Linked DNA regions of Homo sapiens: region 2 is linked to region 1. The links are chromatin contacts, found by Hi-C or POLR2A ChIA-PET in ENCODE. All regions are on one chromosome and are shown on one strand. Each heading gives the region's core, a stretch centred on a gene start or an enhancer-like site at or near the end of the contact. The rest is flanking DNA. Distances are from core to core; before and after follow the strand shown. Region 1 has its middle 15 kb from the start of EIF2B2. Region 2 has its middle 19 kb from the start of FOS.

What was found. A loop is a pair of places that touch in the nucleus more often than their neighbours do. ChIA-PET counts read pairs that join two places held with the same protein, here RNA polymerase II (POLR2A).
Region 2: a loop to region 1 is called in a map of endothelial cell of umbilical vein, with 25 times the contacts of the local background. The contact joins two enhancer-like sites. A Hi-C loop is called at or near these places in 1 of 168 maps with a recorded cell type or tissue (endothelial cell of umbilical vein). POLR2A ChIA-PET finds 5 or more read pairs at or near these places in 1 of 52 experiments (AG04450).

Annotation. Positions count from the first base shown.
Region 1 is chr14:74,984,355-74,991,065 of GRCh38, forward strand. No RefSeq gene overlaps it. Among named protein-coding and RNA genes, the nearest start is that of EIF2B2, 15 kb to the right of the region's middle. Within about 2 kb of position 4,002, at least 3 of the 41 ENCODE cell types and tissues checked have a DNase peak (open chromatin) inside an H3K27ac peak, as active enhancers do; they include endothelial cell of umbilical vein, where a contact is called at or near this core.
Region 2 is chr14:75,256,128-75,262,838 of GRCh38, forward strand. No RefSeq gene overlaps it. Among named protein-coding and RNA genes, the nearest start is that of FOS, 19 kb to the right of the region's middle. RefSeq lists enhancers at 753-922, 817-1,316, 1,594-4,168, 2,016-2,994, 3,175-3,434. Within about 2 kb of position 2,671, at least 38 of the 41 ENCODE cell types and tissues checked have a DNase peak (open chromatin) inside an H3K27ac peak, as active enhancers do; they include endothelial cell of umbilical vein, where a contact is called at or near this core.

The sequences.
Region 1 (6,711 bases), core at 2,752-5,251:
GGTTTTAAAGAAGCTTTCTCCAGCATCTCCCAGATGTGTGCGGGGGCTGGGCGAGCGGGGAGAGGCTGGGTCCAGCTGCAGTTAGAAACGAGGGAGGCCACAGTCATCTGGGGAGGGGTGGCTCAGAGAGGGCGTGGGGCTCCTAGGCTCCCCTAAACTCTCTCAGCCCTACTGGCTGGCCTCCTTCTCTGCCTGCCCTCTATGCTTGGGCCTCGCCCATGGGCCTCTCTCCCCAGGAACAGCTCTGTCACTAGCCTGAAGGGGCTGCCCTGGGCCTAGTGGGAATGTGGGCTCGGGGCTTTCTCAGACGGTCAGTGCCCTAGACGCCTTCCCGCTGCTGCTCCGCCCCATCCCAGCTGCAAAAACAACAGCCCATACCCAAAGCCCTGTTATTGCAGCCGAGAGTGGAGCCTCAGTGGACAGCGGAAGGAGTGGGGATGGGGCCGGCCAGCCCTAAATGGACCTGGGGCAGGGGCTCCTTGGGGAGGGGTAGAGTCCCCTCCTGCTCCTCCTGGGGAAGCCTGGCTCTGAGGTGTGTGGGGGAAGGCGCTTGCAGGGGCCTGTGGGACTTGGGGACTGAGGGTCAACTCTGCCAGTGGCCTCCCTGTCTCCCTGGGGACTGTGGGAGGTGGGAGCAAGAGGGGGGAGGAAGTAAAGCCACTTGGGAACCCGCTGAGCCAAGCCGTGGGCAGGAGGCGGCACCAGCGTGGCTCCCGGGGGGGCCAGGGCCAAGGCTTTCCCACGGAGTGTGACTGGCCACTGGGCTCTGCAGAGCTGTCCACCCCAGGCTGGGGCCTATGAGCCTTGGGAAGTTTCTGTGCTCTCTTCCCTTAGGGGATAGGGACTGGCGGCCCCGCATTCAGAACCCAGCAGGACTCTTCCTCTCCACTCCCCGGTGCCCTCAGGTGTGTGCCAGGCATCTTATCGAGGCTGGGGCTCGGCTCTCAGAAGCCTGACGCCCAGCTTCCTTGGCACCCATTCCACTTTCATCTGTCAGCTTCATACTCAGGGGGCAAGGAGAGGGACGCAGAGCTTCTATCACCAAGGTCCTGAAGGCTTTAGAGGCTGGTGGGAGCCTGGCCCCTGTCTGACCCCTCAAGGCCATTCCTCCCATTCTAACAAGAAGGATGTGGCCGTGGTGGAATTAGGAGGCACTGTGGCAGTCTCTGGAGACAGACACCCTGGGTTAGAACCTACACTTGGTCCCCACCAGTGGCAAGCCACTCAACTTGAGCCTCAGCTTCTTCTGCTGTAAAATGAAGATGTTAACATGCCTATGTTACCGTACAGAGCCCTGGGAGACTTCGAGGTGATTATAAAAAGTCTCTGGCACAATGCAGGTGCTTCATCAGTGCAGGCCACTGTGATTCTTCTTCCTCAAGCCCCAAGAAGGGAAATTAGCTGAGACTGGAAAGAATTTTCTGACTTCAGTTATCCCCACCTCCACATTCTGTGCAATGGAGAGAGCAGCTTGAGAAGTTTTGCCTTCTTGCCCGAAAACCCTGCTCAGAAACCAGTTAATCAAACTACCCTCTGAAGTTAGACAATGACTGTCTGTTAGAATATTCCTGGCCACGGCCATCAAACCAGGGACAGAAACTATTCCTGGGACAGAGGGGAGTCAGATGCGAGTGAGGGAGTGTTGGGCCTCTGGGGTCTGCTGCCTGCAGGTTGGTCACCGAGGGCCATGTCTGCTCCAAGAGTGGCAGGAATCTGCTGGGACCCAGGACACAGGCATCTGGACGGGGCTGCACCACCATGCAAGGAGTCCTTGAAAGAGACATTCTCAGGTAGTTAAAATAACTGGGGAGTCCTTGAAAGAGAGGAGTTATCAAAATAAAAGTCGATATTATTTTTCTCTGAATTGTCCAGTCTGAAATTACAACCAGGTCTACCAGAATCACCTTTTATGGAGAGTTCTAAAAATTCTCTTATGTAATGGGTATCCAGACCTGCTACTTTAAAGATCGGTAGTAGGTCGGGTGCTGTGGCTCAGACTGTAATACCAGCACTTTGGGAGGCCAAGGCCAGTGGATCACCTGAGGTCGGGAGTTCAAGACCAGCCTGCCCAACATGGTGAAACCCCATCTCTACTAAAAATACAAAAATTAGCCAGGTGTGGTGGCCCACGCCTGTAATCCCAGCTACCCAGGAGGCTGAGGCACGAGAATCACTTGAACCCAGGAGGCAGAAGTTGCAGGGAGATGAGATCGTGTCACTGCACTCCAGCCTAAGTGACAGAATGAGATTCTGTTTCAAAAAAAAAAAAAAAAAAGGCCAGTAGTAGTACATGTCTCTAAATGTTTGAGATCCTTACCATTTATCAGAGTTCCCTGTTACTAACATCTCCACTGACAGACAAGGTCACCCAGCTTGTGAGGGGCAAACTCCAGGAGATGTGTGTGACTTTCAAACCCCAGCTTTTAAATGATTTAACGTTCAGTGACTAAGAGAATAACTGGCTACTGGGCCTTGATCGCCACTTGTTTTTTCTTTCAGAATCTCAGACTATATTGTTTTGTGTACCTAAATGATTGGACATTCTCACTTAGCAGAAGGGACCTATCAATTGCAGAATAACTATCTGTTGACCAGAACCAACCCATCTCATAGGGCTGTTGTAGACACCAAAAGAGATAAGGAAAATGAAAGTCTCTAACCAAAAAGCAAAAATCCTCTAAAGTATAAGGGATGATCTGTTTATTAGTATTGAGTTTCTCCTTGTACAGGGCCTGTTTCCAGTATGCAATGTTGGTGCTTGGTATAAAGGTGCATAATAAATATTTGTTACATGTTAAATATGTTGATCTATGAAGAGCAACAATTAATACACAATCCTACTAACAATAGGGTAAGATTGTTTTTTTTTTTCTAATCACGTACCCTGGGTTCCACTACCTGTGTCTGTCATTAGACTTTCCCTTCAAATTCCTAGCAATTGGCCTGGCGCAGTGGCTCACGCCTGTAATGTTAGCACTTTGGGAGGCCGAGGCGGGTGAATCACCTGAAGTCAGGAGTTTGAGAACAGCCTGGCCAACATGTTGAAACCCCATCTCTACCAAAAATACAAAAATTAGCCGGGCGTGGTGGCGCGTGCCTGTAAATCCCAGATAGTCAAGAGGCTGAGCCAGGAGAATCACTGGAACCCAGGAGGCAGAGGTTGCAGTGAGCTGAGATTGCACCACTTCACTCCAGCCTGGGTGACGAGATCGAGACTCCTTCTCAAAAAAAACACACACACAAAAAAAACGATTCCTAGCAATTGATCATGATAAAGTGTCAGGGAAGCTCAAGAACAGAGCCAGATGCCACAAAATATAAATCTGTATTTAGAGCAAGATTAATTTCTTGTTTAGCAGAAGCAACCAAATAACACACTCCTCCCTTGACTGAAAATAGGCTTGGGCTCCTGGGAGGACACAAGAAGCTTAGGCAAGGCTCTAGCAACCCAAAAAGTTAAGCCAAAGGGGAATTTGTTGAGAAGTCCAAGGGTGGCTGTACCTTCAGCCATGGCTAGATCTAAGGGCCCATGTCAGCTCATCTCAAATCATCAGCTCATCTCAAATCATCAGCTCATTTGTTCTTTCTCCCTCTGTCTAGGACTGGGCTCTACTTGCTTCTCCTGGAGCAGCTGGCTGACTTTCTCCTACACTAGACAAGCTCTCCCCATGAGGCAGGAAAGGTAGCCACCGCTAGTCCAAAGCCAACCTCTTTACAGCAGATGAGGACAGAAACCTGCTTTCTTCCAGGGTCCATATAGCAAATCACAGGACTGAATGGCTTTGCATGACCAATCAGCGTGGAAGTTGGATGATGGACCAGTCCCAGGTGTGGGGGGCCAGGCCTGTGGTTAGGGGCCACTTGGGGCACGAGGAGGTGCTGGGATTGACAGTTCCACCCAAATCACATGAGATGAGGAAGGGCAGTTCCCAACGGAAAGCGGGTGCAGGGCAGACAAAAACAACAGGTGTCTACTACAATAGCACTTGTTCTCAGGTTGCATAGAGACATGACTTATCCACCAAAACAATCAGAGAAGGATAAAAACAGTAGTGCATTCACATGCCCAAGTGTTGAGTCAAAGGCCTTCAGGAAAAGGAAGTGATCCTATGGCCTAAAGGAGATTCTTTGGAACAGAAGGATAAAGACACAAACATTTTAGTAAGCCTTGCTGCCCCCAGTTCAGAATTATCATCATAATCACCGTATTCTCCAAATTAAGTCCAGGAAACTGTTATTTGATAATTATGCAGACAATCAGCCATAATGTTTGGAATTGGGACATTTCTGGAAAATCTGGAAGATTTGATCAACATAATCATATTTCTGGCTGAAAGAATGGGCCTGATGGATTTCTTATGTTTCTTACAAATAACTTTTACTTCTCATTATGAACGGCATATGTTAACTGTAGAAATTTTGGAAAATACAGAACAGTACACAAATAAAAATAAAAATCATTCTTGCATTTTATTAGAGTTGGGTGTGACTGCAAGTGATGGAAACTCCTAGATAACTGTGGAAGTTAAACAAGACTGAAGTTTATTTAGCTCTCAGCTGTATGAAGCCCAGAGGTGAATATTCCAGGCTGGTATGGGAGCTCCACTCCGCAGAGACCTCAGAGTGTGCAGGCTCCTTCTGGCTCACTCCTCTGCCATCCCTACAGTAGGACCTGTATCCTCATCACCTAAGCTGGCAGAGCAGAAATGCAGCAAGAAAGAGAAAGTCATGAAGAGGCCAAAGACCCATCCCAGCTATCTCCTAGGGAAGGTTCTCAAAAGCAGCAACAAAATGTTAATACTTCCACACCTTCCCATTGGTAAGAACATAGGCACATGGCCACATCTACCTGTGAAGGAGACTGGGAAATGTAGTTTCTATTCTGGGTGGCTATTTTCCCAGCTAAAACTCTATTACTATAGGAGGGGAGAGTGGCTTTGGGAGCAATTGTCTCTGATAAACCTGTAATCGTACTATCCAGAGATAGTCACTGTTAATGTCATAGTATATGTCATTATACACACTTCACACACACACACCTATATACATATATATGTATGTGTAAGAATATGTGTATTGTGTATATTTATATATATATAATACATACAAATAAAGTATATTTTTAGAGTGAAATTGAGGTCCCACCAAATATACTATTTTTACATCCTGCTTTAAAAAAATTATAGACTTTAGGCCGGGCACGGTGGCTCATGCCTGTAATCCCAGCACTTTGGGAGGCCGAGGCGGGTGGATCACGAGGTCAGGAGTTCAAGACCAGCCTGGCCAAGATGGTGAAACCCCGTCTCTACTAAAAATTCAAAAATTAGCCAGCCGTGGTGGCAAGCACCTGTAATCCCAGCTACTCAGGAAGCTGAGGCAGAGAATTGCTTAAACCCAGGAGGCGGACGTTGCAGTGAGCCGAGATTGCACCACTGCACTCCAGCCTGAGTGACAGAGCAAGACTCTGTCTTAAAAAAAATACATATAGAGAGAGACTTTAAACAGCCTCTTTCAAGATCTATTTTAGCATTGTGTCATTTAACAATTACAGCTAGAGTTACTTTAAAAATTCACTGGGCACAGTGGCTCACGCTTGTAATCCCCGTGCTTTGGGAGGCCAAGATGGGAGGATCTCTTGAAGCCAGGAGATCAAGACCAGCCTGGGGAACATAGCAAGATCCTGTCTGCACAAAAAAAAAAAAAAAAAAAAAAAAAAAAAAAAATTAGCCAGATGTGGTGGCCCACACCTGTAGCTGTAGTCCTCACTACTTGGGAGGCTGAAGGGGGAGGATCAGTTTGAGGCTACAGTAAGCTATGATTGGACCCCTGCACCCCAGCCTGGGCGACACAGTAACCCTGTCTCTTAAAAAAAAATGACCATCCCCCAAATGTAATGCTTTATAATTTTATAATTTTCTTTTAAATAGATGTTTTTATTTCATAAATCCTGGTTTTGTTTGTTTAACTATTTATTTTGAAATAATTGTAGATTCACAGGAGGTTGCAAATAAATGTATATCCTTCTCTCTCTTGCATCCTTCCCCCCAGACTACTCCAATGCTAACATTTTATACAACCATGACACAATGTCAAAACCAAGAAAATGACATTGGTACAATCCACAGAGCTTATTCAGATTTCATACATGCATTCCGTGTGTGTGTGTGTGTGTGTGTGTGTATATGCACAATTTTATCACAGGTAGTCTTGCATAACCACCACCACAATCAAGAAACCCAAGTGTACTATTAATATCACAAGATTCCTAGTGTTACTCCTTTGTAGCCACACATCCCACCCATCTGTAACTCCTGGAAGCCACTAATCTATTCTTTATTTCTATAATTATGTTATTTCATGATTGTTACATAAGTAAAGTTATGCAGTATGTACACTTTTTTTTTTTTTTGAGACAGGGTCTTGCTCTGTTACCCAGGCTGGAGTACAGTGGCGTGATCTCAGCTCACTGTGACCTCTGCCTCCCGGGTTCAAGTGATTCTTGTGCCTCAGCCTCCTGAGTAGCTGGGATTACAGGCATGTGCCACCATGCCTGGCTAATTTTTTTTTTTGTATTTTTAGTAGAAACGGGGTTTCGTCATGTTGCCCAGGCTGGTCTTGAACTCCTGGGCTCAAGTGATCTGCCTGTCCCAACATGCCAAAGTGCTGGGATTACAGGCGTGAGCCACCACTCTTGGCCTATACTTTTGAGAT
Region 2 (6,711 bases), core at 1,421-3,920, 270 kb after region 1:
TACAGGCAAGAGCTACCATGCCAGGCCTAAAATGGGTTATTTCTGTGCCTAGAGGTAAATTGCATCAGTGCTTTCCCATCTGAAACAAAACACAAACCACTTCATTTCCATGTCAAAAACTGATTCAATCTAATCTACCCATAAATCAGGCTTTCTCATTAACCTGAATTTGAAGTTTCTCTCTTTTCCAGCTGCTTTTATGCTCTAGGTGGAGTTTAGAAAAGAGAAGTCTAGCTTAACCATTCGTTGACAGAAAAAAGTAGAAATTGTCATTTCTTCCCTGAAAATACCAGAATTAGTAAATTGCTACCTTGCCCATAATCCTGTAATAAGCAGAATCTGCATTATGGTTGGATATATAGCATGAATCTCAACTACTATCTGGGTTTTTGTTTTTATTTTTATTTATTTATTTATTTTTGAGACTGAGTCTCACTTTGTTGCCCAGGATGGAGTACAGTGGCGCAATCTCGGCTCACTGCAACCTCGGCCTCCCAGGTTCAAGTGATTCTCCTACCTCAGCCTCTTAAGTAGCTGGGATTACAGGTGTGCGCCACCACGCCCGGCTAAATTTTTTGTATTTTTAGTAGAGACGGGTTTTCACTATGTTGGCCAGGCTGGTCTCGAACTCCTGACCTTAGGTGATCCACCCGCCTCAGCCTCGCAAAGTGTTGGGATTACAGGCGTAAGCCACTGCGCCCGGCCAATATTTTTTTCTTTTTTCTTTTCTCCTTTTTTTTTTTTCTTTTTTTGAGTCAGAGTCTGTCGCCCAGCCTGGAGGGCAGTGGTGGGATCTTGGCTCACTGCAATCTCTGCCTTCCAGGCTCAAGCAATTCTCCTGCCTCAGCCTCCTGAGTAGCTGGGACTACAGGCCTGCACTACCACACCTGGCTAACTTTTGTATTTTTAGGAGACAGGGTTTCACCATGTTGGCCAGGCTGGTCTCGAACTCCTGGCTTCAAGTGATTCGCCTGCCTCCCAAAGTGATGGGATTACAGGCGTGAGCCACTGTGCCCGGCCAGGGTTTTTTTTTCCTGAAGGGCTGATCATGGCTTTGTTCCACTCACTGTGCCCTTCTTCCTCTGCTTGGAACTGGACAGAAGTTCCAATAAGCTACTGTCTTCTATTAAGTAAGGACCAGACATGAAAAACTTTATGGTGGGGATGAGTGGATGGGGCAAGGGTTTGGGGAGCAATGATCAACTGGGTAAAATCCTGGGGAGTGGCAATTGAGTGGGAAGGGAGTCAAGAAGTGTTTAGGGAAGGATGTCGGGGAAGTGAGTAATAGGTAGGTCAGAGGATGGAGCAAGGGAATGTTGAAAGGCAACGGATATGCTCTGTGGACAGGTGGCAAAATATCTGAATGGGGGCCCAGGGAGGGCTACTATGGAGTAACAGGGAAGGGACCCTGAGGTGCTGATTTCTCAGAGATAGACAATGGGATTGGATATGTGTTGGTGGAGGAATGCAGAAAGCCCAGGCCAACTCCGAATGCCATTCATTTACATGAAATCCCTCTTTATGCCTCCACCATCTGCAACAGACTATGTGCTCACCCAAATGGCTTGCTTTTAATTCCAGCAAATAATATCCCCTCTGCTTTCCCCCAAATACAAAAGACACCATTTAAATTCAGCCAGGATGGAAGATCATGATATTTGGAGAAAATTCAAAGTCTGGGCCGCTCAGCTGTGCCTTATCATTCAAAAGTTACATTTTGTTCAGGTTGGCTGGCTTCACATGGTCATCTCAACTTTTCACTCCTGTTTCTTTCTTCTTTTTTTTTGAGACAGAGTCTCGCTCTGTCGCCCAGGCTGGAGTGTGCAGTGGCGCGATCTTGACTCACTGCAACCTCCGCCTCCTGGTTTCAAGCGATCCTCCTGCCTCACCCTCCCGAGTAGCTGGGATTACAGGCGCCCGCCACCAAGCCTGGCTAATTTTTATTTTTATTTTTTATTTTTTAATTAGAGAGGAGGTTTCGCCATGTTGCCCAGGCTGGTCTTGAACTCCTGACTTCAGGTGATCCACCTGCCTCAGCTGCCCAAAGTGCTGGGATTATAGGCCTGAGCCACCCTGCCTGGCCCTCTCCTCTGTTTCTTGACCTGGTTTTGTTTACAATTTGTTGCTGCAATCTTCCTATAACTGTTTCCAGAGTTGTGTGACGAAAAGGGAGGCTGGCACGCAGAGAGATTTCTCACACTCTGTTGGCTTGTGCAGTTGAGACAAAATTAAGCAATGTAGAAATTTAAGCTTCAGTTTTTAATGACCTAGGTTTTTCCAGGCCTTCCCATTTTGGAGTATCACAGTACTCAGGGATTTCTGAGTTTTCTCTCCCTTCCAGAGGAACTATTCTTGAATGGGATTATTAAGCACCCCTTCCTCAATTCTTCAACAAAGCTCCGAGGAATGAATGTCTCAAGTTCTGCTGCTTTTAAAGTATAAAAGATAAATTCAAAGTTCCTTATGCTTCTCCTTTCTGGGAGAATTCTGGGTTTTACTCCAACAGTGGGAAAGTTTTCTAAGCTGGTTTTGCTCCTGTCTCATGGGCAAGGCAGTTTGGTCGGTGGCTGTTCTGTGGGCTGCTGTCTGGAGGAGACGGTCGGTGGAGACGGTCGGTCGGGGAGGTCACCCTGACAATTATGGCCAACTGACGGTGGAGGGAGTGGTCTCGGTTTGGCCCTCAGTCTGGAGTCACAGTCTGGATTCACAGGCAGCGCAGAGAGATGTTGGCTCAGGACCTGAGGCTGAGGCGTGCTGGGACAGCCTAGGGGGTGTCCTGGCTTTCCAGGGGCTGGGGAACCCTCTCTGGCCCGGGGGCGGGAGAAGCTGTTCCAGAATCGGTTCTGGCTCCACTGCCACCTCAGCACTTTCTAATTGCAGCTCCAAACAGCCGCAGCTGCAGTCATAGCAACAGGCCCCGCCCACCGGGCTTCGCTCCTGGCGTCCAGCACGTGACGGCGACGCCTGCGTCGCTCCCTCAGCCCCTGGCGCTAAGGGAGGCGGGGAAGTGTGGGGGGATGACGTTTACTCTGTCGTCTCCATGGATATAATGCATAGACGTCAACGTCGCCAGTGTTTGGTGTGTAACGTTCTTCCGTCTCCATGGGAACGTCAGGCGGCCAAACACCGGGCCCCAGCAACAGGCTTCTGATTGGCCCGAGGCTTCCAAAGGCGGAGCTTCGTCTCCCGCGCCCGCTCGACTGTGTTGCTGTTTTGGTTGTTGTCTCCCACTTGTTTATTTCTCTAACAGATCCTGGAGGCTGAGGTCTAGATCGGTCGCCAAGGATGGGATCCAGGAGAAAACGTGCTGAACGTGCAGCTTGCTCCTACCGATTACAGCCCAGCAGATGACATAGTTCCACTGTGCTCTAGTCCATTGTGGGAATTATGGCCCTCATGCCCGGCGTCTGTCACAACCCAATATTTGGTGTTATAACCCCTGCTCCCACCCCCCAGCACATCTCAGAAGTGCCGTTACCCTCTCAGTCACATCCCAGAAACTGTGTTGCCTTCACGGTTACTCTTGTTTATGCTTGAGAGCACTCGGAGGCCTTTCCATATCTAAAGCCTGCATTCAGTGCTACCCCCTGCAGGATTTGGATACATTTCCCCGTCTGGTCCTAATTCTGTTGAATGACATCATTTATCCGTATTCCCACCCAGAGATGGGCAGATTTCTTGTAACCTGAATAGATACCAAAGAATCCCAAAGGACCTGGGTGGGTACTTCTATTTATGGGCTCATTGGATCTTATTCTTTCCTCTCCGCCTGTTTTAATTCAAATCGGGGGGACCATTTGATTTCTCCAATAGAAACAGAAAGAAATTGAAGACAGAGATGAACACAGATCAAGAGCCCAGGTTTCTTGATATCTAATACTAATATACTGATGGAGTTAAACATTCCAAGGTACGAATGTGTCCAGAAACAGTTTTAACCTTACCCTGGGTTTCCATCAGTGAAACCAAGTTAACATCTGGCAAAAGATAGCGATCTAGCCTCAGGGGTTTCAGTCAAGTTGCGCTTAAAAGAATGCCTTAAAATCTGTAGTTATGGTGTCAAATATAATAAATCTTCACCAGCTCATGCACGTACAAGTCTGAAATGTTTCATAAAAGGTTTAGATGACCTGATAACATGTTTCTAAAACCCAGAGAGAAAGAGAGAGACTGATACAAACGTCAAGTTAAAAACAAGAAAGTAAAATTAGTTTCATAGATTGGGGTTGATAAGGGGAATCTCTGTCCTCTATGCTCTAATCTTAGCCCACTACCTCCTTTCCTCTATCTCCTCTGGTGGATATGCTTGCTATCTGTCCTCCCCTCCGACTCTTTGGCTAGCCTTATAGCCTATAATTTCCTTCAGAGATGTAGTGAAATTAAATGAAATTAAGAGCCTGCTTAATGCAAACAGGACCAAAGGGCACAGCTCTTTATCGTAATGAACTTCATTCTGATTAAGTCAGGGACTGCAAGTGCTTACTATTTACCCAGTAAATATATTAAATTGCTAGGCTAGTCTCCCTTCTGTCCTGACACTGCCAGGGAATATTTGAAAGTCGGATATAAGATCCATTTTAGACCATCAAACATCCCTTCTAATTCTATCATCTCTCTTTATGTTTCCAGGAATATAGCATGTCTTGGTCTCTGAGAGCCAATATATCTGGGTTACACTGAAAGAGGAATAACGAGATAATATTTACACTGTACATTGAAGATGACCTGAAAAGCTGGAAGAGGTGACTGAGGGCATTTTCTCAGTGTGGATGAAGAAGAGGGGAGGAAGGTGAAAGATGACAGAATATCTAAGTGCCTAGATTTGATTCTAGCATATGAACCCATTTTATGATTCTGTCCAAGGGCATCAGTTATAACCTCCAAATTTCCATGTCCTTCTCCATCTCCCAGTCTTAGAATTTTTTTTTTTTTTTTTTTTTGAGACAGAGTCTTGCTCTGTCACCCAGGCTGGAGTGTAGTGGCAGGATCTTGGCTCACTGCAACTTCCACCTCTCAGGTTCAAGTGATTCTCCTGCCTCAGCCTCCCAAGTGGCTGGGAATACAGGCGCCTGCCACAACGTCTGGCTAATTTTTGTATTTTTAGTAGAGACAGGGTTTTGCCGTATTGGCCAAGCTAGTCTTGAACTCCTGACCTCAAGTGATCTGCCCACCTTGGCCTCCCAAAGTGCTGCTGGGATTACAGGCGTGAGCCACCGCGCCTGGCCAGTTCTTTCTTTTTTTTCTTTCTCTCTCCTTTCCCTCCCTCCCTCCTTCCTTCCTTCCTTCCTTCCTTCCTTCCTTCCTTCCTTCCTTCCTTCCTTCCTTCCTTTCAATGGAATCTCGCTCTGTCACCCAGGCTGGAGTGCAATGGCGCAATCTCGGCTCACTACAACCTCCGTCTCCCAGGTTCAAGCAATTCTCCTGCCTCAGCCTCCCGAGTAGCTGGGATTACAGGTGCACACTGCCACGCCCGGCTAATTTTTTGTATTTTTAGTAGAGACGGGGTTTCACCGTGTTCCCCGGGCTGGTCTTGAACTCATGAGCTCAGGCAATCCACCTGCCTCAGCCTCCCAAAGTGCTAGGATTACAGACGTGAGCCACCACAGCCGGCCAGGCCAGTTCTTTCTTTTTGTTTGACCCAAACATGGTCATGGGCCATGATGTGGGACCCAGCGAATTTTTAGTCTAGGAAATACCAAATAGATATCGTTTTGATTGTATCGTGAGAAGCAGTTTGTTTCATATATGCTTGCATGCGCACACACATGCATATTCTTTTGCTGCCTTGTGTTTCGGCTGAGCCTCTCTGTTTAGATGACCAGATTCAACATAAGGACCATGATGTCCTTCTATGTTGCTGACTTCCTTAAACCACAAGATGATTAATTTCCCCAACCTATTTCCTCATCTATAAAATGGGGTCTGGACAACTCACTGACCCCACACGTTTGCTTTGACCCAAGAGGATTGCAATGATACAGTGATTATTAGTTGGTGGTGTGGAAATACTAAATGCTGCATAAATGCTTGATTATTATTTGTGGGTATATTTTCCCTCAACACCTCTCCATCTTAGTGCTGAGTGAAGCCTCCACTTGCCAGGTTTCCCTGGCAAAGAAGAGGCCTTGGCCCAGGCCAGGATGTGTAGGAGCTGTGACCTACCTGGCCTTTCAAGGCCCAGGTTCACACTATCCTCCTTCACATCTCAGCCATGATAGAATTCACTCTTCCACTCATGCTGGCTAACATGGTGAAACCCCATTTCTACTAAAAATACAAAAAATTAGCCAGGTGTGGTGGCACATGCCTATAATCCCAGCTACTTGGGAGGCTGAGGCAGGAGAATTGCTTGAACCCCGGAGGTGGAGGTTGCAGTGAGCCAAGATTGCACCATTGCACTCCAGCTTGGGCAACAAGAGCGAAATTCCTTCTAAAAAAAAAAAGGAGATGTTGCTACCTGGCCTCCTTACCTCTCGGGACTGTTAGGAGGGTCATACTAGGTCATGCTTGTGGAAGGGCTTCAAAAACCGTAAGTCAGAGGGTATTTTAAAGTTTAAAAATATTCTGCAAGATGAGGTGGTCTGTAAATGGAGCAGTGTCAAGGTCAAGTGTCAAGAGATGTAATTCATAGAGAGACTGGATAAATGCCCATCTATGTGATTTGATATGCCCTATGCCAAGGAATGCTCCCTCACTGTCCCTAAAATTCCA